Regions from separate parts of the Homo sapiens genome. Here region 1 is linked to region 2. Evidence: chromatin loops called from intact Hi-C (ENCODE). Cell type or tissue: PC-3. All regions are shown on one strand. Links, peaks and the distances in the headings refer to the core of each region. The heading gives the core; the rest is flanking DNA.

Region 1 (5,984 bases), core at 590-5,589, 160 kb before region 2:
GCTCACAATCTAGTGAATGAGTATAATAAGTACACAGAATTGCAGTGCAATGTGGTGAGGCCTTTGCCAAAGGTATGAGCAGGAGCTTAGAAACACATGGGATACAGTGGAGGCATCTAATACAGAATTGGGGTGAGGAGTTAAGGTTTGCTGGGGGAGATGGCATGTGAGCTGAATTGGAGTGGGGTGGGAAGTGAGCCCAGTATGCTCTAAAATGCCAATAATCATGTGAACTTTTTGTTCCTACCTAACAGGCTATATACTAGCAGTAGACATGAAAACGTTTGTTTCACTTTATCAACTAAAATGTTAGTGATTCTGTCCTCTGCCCTTTGTTTGCTCTTTAATAAAACAATGAAACCTAATTTACGGTCAGTTCTGTTATAAAGTGACAAAATCATCACACCACGCACCAAATTGTAGCTTATGAGAAAAGAGAATCAGGGGCGAACACTCAAGAACTTTATCAGGAACACATACAATTTTTAAAGGATGGGGACCTCATAAAAAATAGCATAGTTTTACACGTATTAAGTGGTTAAGAAATACATGCTAATACCACAGAACTACATATATACTACAATCAATGTGGCAGTGCGCCTTGAAAAAGACCTTAAGTTTACGTGTGGAAGTTGGCATCAGAAGGTTATGGTGACATGCTGGAAGTAGAACTATTTGAAATCCCATGTAAAAATGTACCAGCAGATGTGGAGGGGTGTGCTCATACGTAACACAGAATGAGATAGCTGGTAGAAGTTTAAGATGTGTGCTTGTGTGTGCTTTGTGAATTTCATCTCCCCAGCCCAGTTCTGCCTGGTGAAGTTTTCCATGTTGAACTGGTGTTTTCCAGAAAGAAACGGTAAGCAAATGTAATTTGCATTATGCTCAAATTGTTCCCTCATATATCAATCCTTTTGGAATAAATTTGTGACTTCAAAACATGTTTTATAGAAGAACTGACTGTACATTGTTGCAAATTAAGTTTATAATTTTTTACCTCACTTCTGAAATTTCTAGCATACTGTGTCTAGATTCTGTCGGGCATATCATAATTTTACATAAATCCAATTTTCTACTTAACTGACGCTCACATAAGCAACTTCCATTTCTTCCAGAGCAACATTTTTCTCTGGGCTTTTCTAACACGGGGAGCACCTGCAGGGAACTTGGCAAAACAGGTGAAGGCCGTGGGAGCACAGGTAGTTTTTCTTGCCGTCAGAGCCTCCATACCTACAGCAATCCTTGGGGAGGTGTGGTAACAAGGGCAGCAGGTCTTTTTCCACTCTGGCAAGATAAATGGCCAACGTTTCAAAGGAAAAATCACAGGAAAGTGGGACTTTGGCCATGATCAGCCTCTACTACCAGGCACGCAGAGAGAGCCATGCATGCAGGAGCAAAGTTTTGCCTTCTAGTAGAGTTGATAGGTCTAAAGAACAGGCCTTTTCTTTCTGCTCTTATTTTTGGCTTTGATCATAGATTCTGGCCTAAGGGATAGAAGAAAACCGCACTAGACGAAATTAAAGTTAAGGGCAGAAGCGGTAGCAGCTGTGGGGTTGGGTAGTGTCCCTCAGTGGGCACCTGTCCTTTTTCTGAAATATTTTTCCCACAGAAAATATATAAGGGGATGTTTTGCTGTATATGCAATGTGGTGGTCATTTTTTTTCATCTAATTCAAGTGTTTCTGCAAGTAGTGCAGCTCTCAGTTATATTACCTAAGGCAGGAGAGAAGAGAGTTTTGAACTTGCGTTTGGTAACAAAGAGAACCATCACAGGTCCTCTTGTTCATGCTGAGCCCTAGAGTCTCCAGCCCAGAAAGGGAGTGGAAAGTTCTATCTGCCCAACTCCCAAATTAAACAGCCATTACATAAAAAATGGGGAGCTGAAGGGTTAACACACACCAGATGATACAATCCTTACATAGCCTGAAGCAAACATTCAGCTGACAAAAATGTTATTGTATGTTCTCTTTTGAAAGCCTTAAGATATGCTTGGGTTAATTAGATTTCTAAATATGCAAATATGCCCTAGTGAGGTTTTTCTGAAATGCATCATTTTAAAATTATGTAGCATGGCATTAGTGTTCAAAATACTGAATTGTAAGATGATGCCTGAATAGCTTACTAACATATCATATAAATTCATAATTGATCAAACCCATGTATTCCCCACTGTCCACATTATACTGTTCAAATTGGGTTAGAAAGTTTTATGGAAATTAGGTTCTCTAGTATGCTTTAGGGGAAGATCAAGCAGTAGTTTAAATTGCAGCCGTAGTTCTTGAAAAATGCCAATTCCCTTGTCTAATATCAGTGTTTCCAGTGTGCTCAGTTTAGGCAACATGAGGCTTCTACAGTCCTGAGACTGTGGATCACCTGAAGGAAATTAGAAGAACACAAACTTTGACCTTAAGGGGAAAAAATATTTTAACAAGGGCATCTGAATTGACTTAACTTTGTTCACCTGCTTCTGCCAGTGAATAATTTTGGGATTTCAACTTCTAAATAGTTTTTTTTTGAAATATGAAGAAAGATATCTTTATTTGGGTGTTCTATATAAATGGGTTTCTGGTTAATTGAAATGTTTAGGCTGTATCCATTAAACAATAATGAGTCATTTTTTCTGGAAACTTTTCTAAAATGCATTGCATTTTTCAGAGATTTGTTAAAGAGTGTATACTAAAGTGTACTAATCATAAACGAACAATTTCTGTGTGAGTCAAATGTGCCATGTCCACAGTACCCCATGCGGTATGGAAAGCTATTTATCCATGCTTTCAATGACCTAGACCACGGTGTTGACAGCCTTTTCTGCAAAAGGTCAGATAGTAAATGTTTTAAGTTTTCCGGGCCACCTAGTCTCTGCTGCTGCCACTCCACTGTGTCATTGCACTGGGAAGGCAGCCATAAACAATATATAAGTGATGAACATGGCTGATTTCCAGTAAAACTTTGTCATCAAACAGGCAGTAGGTTGAATTTGGCCTGCAGGCTGTGGTTTGACAACCTCCAAGTTATGCTTGGGTAATTTTGGGGAGTTCTTTCTTTCTTGGGTTTTTTTGGGGGGTCATCATGGCCATTTTTGATGTTTTAGTGTTCTTGTATTCCTACTTTTAGCAGTATATCCTTTCTGTTTACTTACTTTGATGTGCTTTATACTACAAGGAAAAAAACTAGCTTATCAGAATTGTTTCTAAAATAAGAGCCACTAGACTCCAAGCAAGGTTCATAAGGCTTTCCTATAAAGAAAGTACAGAGTGCATTTGATATGGCATTCCTTCTCAGTGCTTATTCAGAGGCAATTTTTATTTATTTTTGGATTATTCACCTAATTGTTGGCATGTAAACTAAGTTTTATATTAAAATAATTTTGTTATGATTCATTAGGTTTTTGTAATGATTCATCACATTCACTTAAAAGTAAGAACAAAATTTTCAACTACATTTTCATGGGCATAGTTTAGTGTTTCTCATCCCATGTTTTCCATATTTATGAATGGTTTAGCAAGAGTAACAGATGTGTCTACTCTAAAAGAAGAGACTAAATTGCCTTTTACAAATGAGAAGAAATTGCCCTGCCCTCACCATGATCAGTGTACTAGAATATTTTATGCTTACATCTCGGTTTACTTTATATACATAAGTAAACTTCTTTTTTTGAATTTTCAGGAACTCTTTAATCTGCACACACAGCTTAGTTGTTGAGAGCACTGGATCTGTGTTCAAATCCTAGCTCTATCACTTATAGCTGTGTCATATTAGACAAGTTACATAACTTTTCTGAAAAAAAGAGCTCTTCATCTGAAAATAGGGACTCCAAGGATACCCACCTGAGAGCATTGTTTTCTGTTTCTTTGATGCTGTTGCCCTTGTTACTCTATTCCTCCTCCTTTCTGCCAGTGACACTCACATCAAGTCTAGTTTTAAAACTTAACACATAATCAAAACATCATATTTATACCTTTAAATATGTACAGTTTTGTCCGTTATACCTTAGTATAACTGGAATAGCTTTTTTAAGCTGAAAAAATAATGTGCTATTTTCAATACCACCCTGTTAAAGCCAGTTTATCATTGAAGCAGATAATAACTAACATTAGATAAAATTATTTGTCCCACCTTAAAGTAGGTGACCACATGATACATGGAATATAGGAAGTTAGTATTTGTAACATAAAAAGCTGCATCCAATTACAGAAATTTTTTTTACCCTTTTTGCTATTACATCATTAAATATTTAAGCTGTAATTTACATCTAATTTGGGATGCATACTAGGTAAAATATTGAAAATGTTGTTTTTTTCCTATTCTTTTTTTTTTATTATACTTTAAGTTCTAGGGTACATGTGCATAATGTGCAGGTTTGTTACATATGTATACATGCACCGTGTTGGTGTGCTGCACCCATTAACTTGTTGTTTACATTAGGTATATCTCCTAATGCTATCCCTCCCCCCTCCCCCCACCTCATGACAGGACCTGGTGTGTGATGTTCCCCTTCCTGTATCCAAGTGTTCTCATTGTTCAGTTCCCACCTATGAGTGAAAATGTTGTTTTAAACGGGTCCTAAAATATAGACTGCCAGCTCTCGGAGAAGGGTATATAAACTTAGCTGTCAACATTGGTCAAGTTCTTCCATGCCTGCACATCTAAGCAGTTCTAGAGATTTGATTCTGATCTTCGATTTCCTACTTACTGTCACCACAAGAATTAGGTAGATCTAGTTTCCTACTGAGCAACTGTCCAACAGTTAGTGTTATAATAATATTTACAGAAACATCATTCTCAATCTCCTTGGTATACACAATTTAAAACGATGTACAAAAAAAGAAAAAAAAATTGAAATCCTAACTCACAAGGACTCCAATAATGATATGAATAGTGTAGTTGATGGAAGGTACCTTGGGTAGATAATTAAGCAAATTGGGTTTTAATCTTGTCATGCCACTGATTCACATTGATAGCCAGATCAAGTTACTTAATCATTCCAGGCAAGAGTTGTCCCATCTTTAAAAGAGAAGATGGTACTTTGGTTTTATGATGACAGAATAAAGATACTTCTGCATTCTTCTCTTGAAAAATTACCCAAAACAAGGAAAAAAGAAACACACATTTCAATTATTATTAAAGTAGATCACCGTACTCCTAAAACACAACCTGCAAAACAGGAAAGCAGATGGAAGAATAAAAAAATGTTCATAATGATGGGGAATTTGGGAACTAGATGTGGTGATAGTTGTACAATAAGGTAAGTGTAATTGATGCCACTGAATTGTGCACTTAAAAACAGTTAACATGGCCAATTTTGTTATATACATTTTACCACACAAATTTTGTAAAGGAATGATAAGGATTTAGTGAGAGAAGTGAGGTCGAACAAAAATGCTTCCAGGTTGAAAGTACCAAAGAGCAGCTACCCAGTTTACCTCCCAGAAAGGTCTGAGAAATTGGGAGCCAGGTAGTGAAGGTGTGGGTAGTGGAAACAGGGATTGCTTGAAAAGTATGTGTAAGTTACAACTGGATCTCCTGATCTCTCCTTCCTCGAAACATTCTCTGTCACTGGACAAATGACCTCACCACTTCCATCCTGGCAGGAAATGATGCTCTTGGAAGATTGAATTAGAGAGCCTCAGGGCTTGGAGACTGCAGGGTCTCAAGAGGGTGAGATCAGTCTGAAAACAGGGGTGAGAGTCTGGTACTAAATGTAATATCCCAGCCCCTTCCCCTGAGTAACTCCAAAATACAGATAGTCAGGGCTTATCCCTTTGAGCCATTTCTGATTTAAAAATATGGAGATGAAGAGCCAACGCAATGGCTTGCAAGAGTTGAAAGTAGTGTCTGGAGAGGAGGAGGGGAAGGGATAGGGCAAATACCCCAAAGTTTTCAACAGGCTTTTTATTATTGTTTAATTTTTATGCCTGTAATACTCTGGTTTTAAAATGATTAAAATAAATTTACAAGGTGTAAAATCAGGGAAAATTTCTAAGA
Region 2 (5,984 bases), core at 293-5,292:
TGGGCTCTCTTAATGATTTTACCACCAAAGTATATCGTACAATCTTCACTGCCATCCCCCACTTTGGAGTCATCTGTGCTAGAAAGATGATGGATACACATATTAGTCTCTGGTTGTAATGAACACATCCATTATAAAAGCAATAGTAACTGCAACAGGGATTATGTGCTTGGTGAAAACATCTCCAGTGCCTTGTAAACACCTCAGCCTTCTGGCAGCCCCCCTGTGGGCCTATTTACTGCCTCTACGTTGCAAGGTAGCTACTGTCTAATTATACACAACTGGCTTGGTTAATCCTGCATAATAATAATTAAAAACAATTCATATTTTTTTCTTTTACTCTCTTTATTAACTTTAAACTTTTAAAGCCTCAGAGGTCCCTGTAGAATCAAAAGCTTATTAAAATATCAAGACATGCGAGCCTTTTCAAGTGCATATTATTACATTTGTTTTTGTTAACATGACAAGGCCCAAAAGAAACTCAGCAGATTTTTGTAGATCAAAGCAAAGGCACTGTGAGAGAAACTGGACCACCTGTGCCGTGTCACCCATAGTCATGAAGAAAACAGCAGGCCCCGAGGAGCCTCCCTCAGCAGCAGCCCAGATGGGCGGGGCAATGTCGGGGGAGAGAGGACACAGCAGGGAGAGCTGCTCCACCTGACTGCATGGAGCCTGTGGCATTTGGGCGGTCCTTAGGGAGGCCCCCTGGACTCCAGGGCTTTTGGTTACCTTGGTTACCCGGCTCTGTAGCTCTGGTGTCAGACCTAGCCTGTAGACAGGAGGATTGGAGAAAAAGTGGGGAAGGGAGGAGGAGGCGGCACTGTTCCAAGCCCTGGGCTGCTGGAAGACTCAAAGTGAACCAGGTGAAGGAGGTGTCTGGTTGGCTTGTGGGAAAATAAAACAGTAAGTCTTACCTACTTACATAAACCCATGTGCACACTCTGGGAGCACACATGCAATGAACACTAAATCCTGTCCATGGGCCACAGGGAAAGCAGTGGGCCTGGCCTCCAGGCTGCACACTTGAGGCTGCCCTTCCTTGATTTCTTTCCCCTTCTGGAAACTGCTCTTTGCCTTATTTCACCTCAACGCTGGGAGAGTTGGGACAGTTGTGTATGTGGTGTGATTGGGCTGCTGGCTTCCCCAGGGTGGCCTCAGGCCCTGAAGGCTCTCAGATTAGACCAGGTAAGCCTCGTTACTAAGTTCCCAAGTGGACCCTTCATATTCCCTAACCAAGGAAGAAATCCACACATTCTATGGAGCAACAGAGCATTAGCATGAAATGGTTGGAGTGGTGGGGAAAGGAAAGATTCCCTTGCTTATCCATTCCAACTAATGAGCACTAAATATTTTAATTGGTCTCAAGAAGCAGAGGAGAGTGTGGATCTATACAGGCCACACAGAGGCAATTATTTATTCTAGCAAAAAAGTATCTATTGAGCCCCTTCTGGGGTCAGGCACTGGGCTTAGATGTTTTGCAAATTTGTAACCTCCTATTTAAGGTAGAGAATTGTATGCTACTCAAATTCAAGTACCTAGTACAATCACTACACTTAGTATGTATTTATTAAATGGGTTAACTCATTTATAATCCTCACAGCAACCTCACATGAAGAATTAATATTCCCATTTAGCTGATGCAGAAAGTGAAGCTAGGGAATTCACCTGAATCCCTGCTTCACACACATTCTTCTCTTGGCTATCAGGGCACCACACTTCCTTGGTTTCCATCCTACCTTCCCCTCGCTGGTTCTTCCTTTTCTCCCTGATCTCTTCATTTTAGCGTGCCCTCTTCTCTAAATTTACTCCCTTGGTGATCTCACTGAATCCTATGGCTTTAAATACTGACAACAGTCTCATTTATATTTCCAGCCCAGACGTCTCTCCCACACTCCAGACTTGTATATCCAACTGCCGCTCTGCATCTATCATCTCTGTTTGGAGGTCTATTGGATATTTCAATCTCACTGTGTCAAAAATTAAACTCCTCATATTCCCTCACGTGCTGCATTCCCCAGCTCAGCACTGACAACTCCACCCTTTTTGTTGCTCAGGCCAAAACCATGGCACTATCCCTGACTGCTCTCTTTCTCTTAAACCCTATCCATCCTCTATCTTCAAAATAGACCCGGTTTGGGACCTCTTGTACATCCTCCAGCATTGATATCCTGGCCTGAACCTCTCTTATCTCTTGCCCAAATGACTGCAGCAGCTGATGGGTCTCCCTGCCTCTATCCTTGGCCCCCTAATGCTGTAACTAGATCCTGCCACTCTGCTCAAAACCCTACAATGCACCCCATTTTACTCAGAGGGAAAAAACGGCAAAATCTTTAACAGTCTTACAGGGCCCAACATGACTTACTGCCCTCTCTTACGGGTGAGATTTTATCTTTAATTATCCCCTCACTCCCTGAGATCCAGCCACCCTGGCTCTTGCCCTTGTTCTAGCTGTTTCCTCTGCCTAAAATACTTTTCCTCCAAAAATTCACAAGGTTCACATACCTTAAATCTTTGTGCTAATCACACTTTCTCAATGAGCCTCTGGGACAGTGCTACTTAGTCAATTGAGATAAATACAAAAATAAAAATGTGTAAAACTTTTCCAGTAACTTGACATTCCCCTGACATCCACGCATGTGGCTCTGGAGCAAGGGGTAGGCCAATCCAGGTATTGTTGCACTTGAGGGTGAGTCATATGTGGTGTGAGTTTACACACTAGTCATCCAGAGTAGAACTGTAAACTAAGTCCACAACAGATTGGAATTTAAAAAACTAGTTCTCTGCCATCATGAGTCTGAGAAGAATTAACTTCTAGAGAGCACATGGCTGTTGAGGAGGTTGTTTAATGTTAAATTGGGACTTGGAGATTGGGGAAGAATTTTCTCCATTGTCTCCAGTCCACCTGACACTTTCATGCTCATACAAATTCATTCCTCCTTTCTTCTCTCAATCTATCGAGGACGTTTATTGTCTTTCTCCCCTAGAAAGTTGTGTGCGATCCACTCTGTTAACTTGGTGAGGGAAGGGGGGAGAGGTAGAACTATAGAGACAAAGAACACAGCTGCTGATCGTGACAGCTGCTGCTTCTGTTACTGAAACTGGGAATTAACTGAATTGGAGAGATTGGATAGAATTAGCAAGCTGTTGGATGGATCCTCTGGGAATAGGTTCCCAGAGAGCTGGTAGGGATGGAGGTTTGGGGAGGAGGGATGAGGTGGGAAGCTCCCTGAAGAGCCTGTGGGTGAGCATTCGCCCTGGTGCAGCTGGAGCTGCAATGAGCTCTCTCTTGAGCTGAGGGGGCTCAGTTTCCCCAGCTTTGCCCCTTATCAGAATCATTACCTACCCCCCACCCCCGAGAGCACACATTTTCCTCCTTTTCTTTCTATCACCTGTGGCAAAGTAGTTATCTTGATCAGGGAAGCATGAAGGGCTCTGACATTTTAATTATCATCTGTCTCCTTGAACAACAAGAATAAGAGGAAAAACAAATCCCCTAAGAATTACCTGCTGGAGGGTTTTGCCAGGTCTCATTTTACCCTAACTCTCTTTATCTAGTTAAGCAGGATCTGGACTGAGAGTTACAGAAAAGAGGACCTATGAAAATGCAACACCATGGCAGCCAGCAGAGTGGAGTTCAGATGGGCTCCAGGAGGCGGGGCCAGGCAGTATGAAGAGGACTGCACCGTCCTGGATCTGTTACTTAGCACTTCTATGAATCGTAAGCAAGTTACATAATTTCTCTTTGCCTCTGCTAATCTGAAAATGGGGCTAATACTAATGCTACTAGATTGATGTGTGGATTATATACCCAAAAGCTATATAAGGCCCTGAACACAGACTCAGATCTCTCATAGTGCTCAAATAGTAGGTAGTGGTGGCAGGTGCTTTTGGTGAATAATGTTAATGTGAATTTTACAAATTTCTGTGTCCCTTTTTTCACTTTTACTCTCTGTTTCACTGTGGAAGACAAAATAAGCCCCTCCCCCCAAGGTGTCCTCTTACTAATCCCTGAAACCTGTTCATATAATTTGGATATTTGTTCCCTTCAATTCTCATGTTGAAATGTGACCCCCAATGTTGGAGGTGGGCCTAGTGGGATGCATTTGTGTCGTGGGGAAGGATACCTCATGAATGGCGTGCTGCCCTCCCCGAGGTAATCAGTGAGTTCTTGCTCTATTAGTTCACACAATGGCTGATTGTTAAAAAGAGCCAGGCACCTCCCCCTTTCTCTTGCTCCCGCTCTTGCCATGTGATATGCCAACTCCTCCTTCCTATTCTGCGTAATTGTAAGCTTCCTAAGGTCCTGCCAGAAGCAGATGTTGACACTATGCTTCTTGTACAGCCCACAGAACTGTGAGCCAAATGAACCTCTTTTCTTTATAAATGACCTAGTCTCAGGCATTCCTTTCTAGCAATGCAAGTGGACGAAGACACCTGGAGATCTGTTATGTTACATAGTAAAGAGGAGTGAAGGTTGCAGATGTAATTAAGATTGCTCAAGGCAGAGGTTGCAGTGAGCTGAGATTGCGCCACTGCACTCCAGCCTTGGAGACAGAGCGAGACCCCATCTCAAAAAAAAAAAAAAAAAAAGATTGCTAATCAGCTGAATTTATCGTGGATTATCCAGGTAGGCCCAATGTAATCACAGGGTCATTAAAAGCAAAAGAAAAAGGCAGAAGAGAAGGTCAGAGTGATGCAATGTCAAGTCTCACCCTCTGTTGCTGGCTTTGAAGATGGAGGAAGGAGGCTACAAAGCAGAGGATGTGGGCAGCCTCTAGAAGCTAGAAAAGGAAAAGAAAGGTATTATTCCCTAGAGCCTCCATAAGGAATGTAATCCTGCCAATGTCTTGATTTTAGTCCCATGAAACCCTTTCAGACTCTGACCTCCAGAACTGTAGAATAAATTTGTGTTGTTTTAAGCCAGTAATTTTGTGGTCACTTGTTACAGCAATAGGAAACTAAAATTTATCTCACTCTATTTGGTATGTATAGATCTCCAAGAAGGCAAAGTTCTTATTTAATAGTCTTTTAATGTTGAGCGCATGCTCACTGTGTTCCTGGTATTTATAAAGTGTTGTTCTAAGGTTTTGGGGAGAGTGGAAGGAATGTAAAACTGTCTGTGAGGACTTACCATCTAATTGGAGAAAATAGACACGTACATATGAAATCCATGACACAAAGTAGTTTAAGAAGGGGGCATTCACTGTGGGGCTGTGAGTTGGAAGGGATGGCTAGGATTGGGTTTGGCACTCATATGAAATAATCATGTATGTTTCATCATGTATGTATGAAAGGATGCAGCCAGACTTTGTGCCTTTGTGATTGGTAAAGACAGACAGCAGTGCAGAAGTGAGGATGTGTCCTAACTCAATTGCTTCTCAGATGGCAACCCTAGGACACATCACTGTAACTTCTTCATTGGTAAAATGTAGAAAGGACTCAGAGGATTTTTATAAGGATTAAGTGAGACATGACCTATGAAAGTACTTTGTAGAGTATAAAGAATACATTAAAATAAGCTTTTCTTCCCTAATCTCTTTTGTAAAAGTTGATAGTCTATATCCAACTGGCATCCTCAATTCTTAAGCATAAAAGCTGATGCAAGCAACCTCTGGCTTAATCCAGAGACTGCCAGATAAAAACCAGGGGTGCTTTTGGGAAATTGCTAATTACAAACAGACAACTCTTCTTGTATAGACAGGCATCTCTATAAACACCAGAACAGAGCAACTTCTAGAAAACCAATTCTAGGAAATAGAAACCTTTGCTTAGGATCATAGGATAAGCAAGGTGGCAGGAAATGACAGGTCTTTCATAATTCTTTCATGATTCTGTCTAGATAGAAGGGATTGATTTCAGATGTTGGAGCATCAGGGTAGGGTTCACTCTGCATAAAACTCTCTGTGGGTACAAGGATAGGTGGAGAATTAGAGCCTTGGGGTGGTATTGACAAAGAAGTACAGATAAATTCCCAGAGAATGGAT

Evidence for each region. A loop is a pair of places that touch in the nucleus more often than their neighbours do. Peaks named below come from ENCODE experiments on the same cell type or tissue, not always from the same donor. Only the 100,000 strongest peaks of a DNase experiment are listed, where the experiment ranks them.
Region 1: a loop joins it to region 2, with 6 times the contacts of the local background. A loop is called at or near these places in 1 of 110 quality-filtered maps.

Annotation. Positions count from the first base shown.
Region 1 is chr5:107,966,013-107,971,996 of GRCh38, reverse strand. The region is part of intron 7 of FBXL17 (F-box and leucine rich repeat protein 17); the gene reads left to right. Among named protein-coding and RNA genes, the nearest start is that of EFNA5, 300 kb to the right of the region's middle. RefSeq lists an enhancer at 4,722-5,984. In PC-3, for the core only: no CTCF peak of the experiment used is centred there; DNase peaks (open chromatin) are centred at 2,816 and 3,316; H3K4me3 peaks cover 1,039 bases; H3K27ac peaks cover 2,296 bases.
Region 2 is chr5:107,803,622-107,809,605 of GRCh38, reverse strand. No RefSeq gene overlaps it. Among named protein-coding and RNA genes, the nearest start is that of EFNA5, 140 kb to the right of the region's middle. RefSeq lists enhancers at 1-29, 30-552, 553-1,074. In PC-3, for the core only: no CTCF peak of the experiment used is centred there; a DNase peak (open chromatin) is centred at 2,695.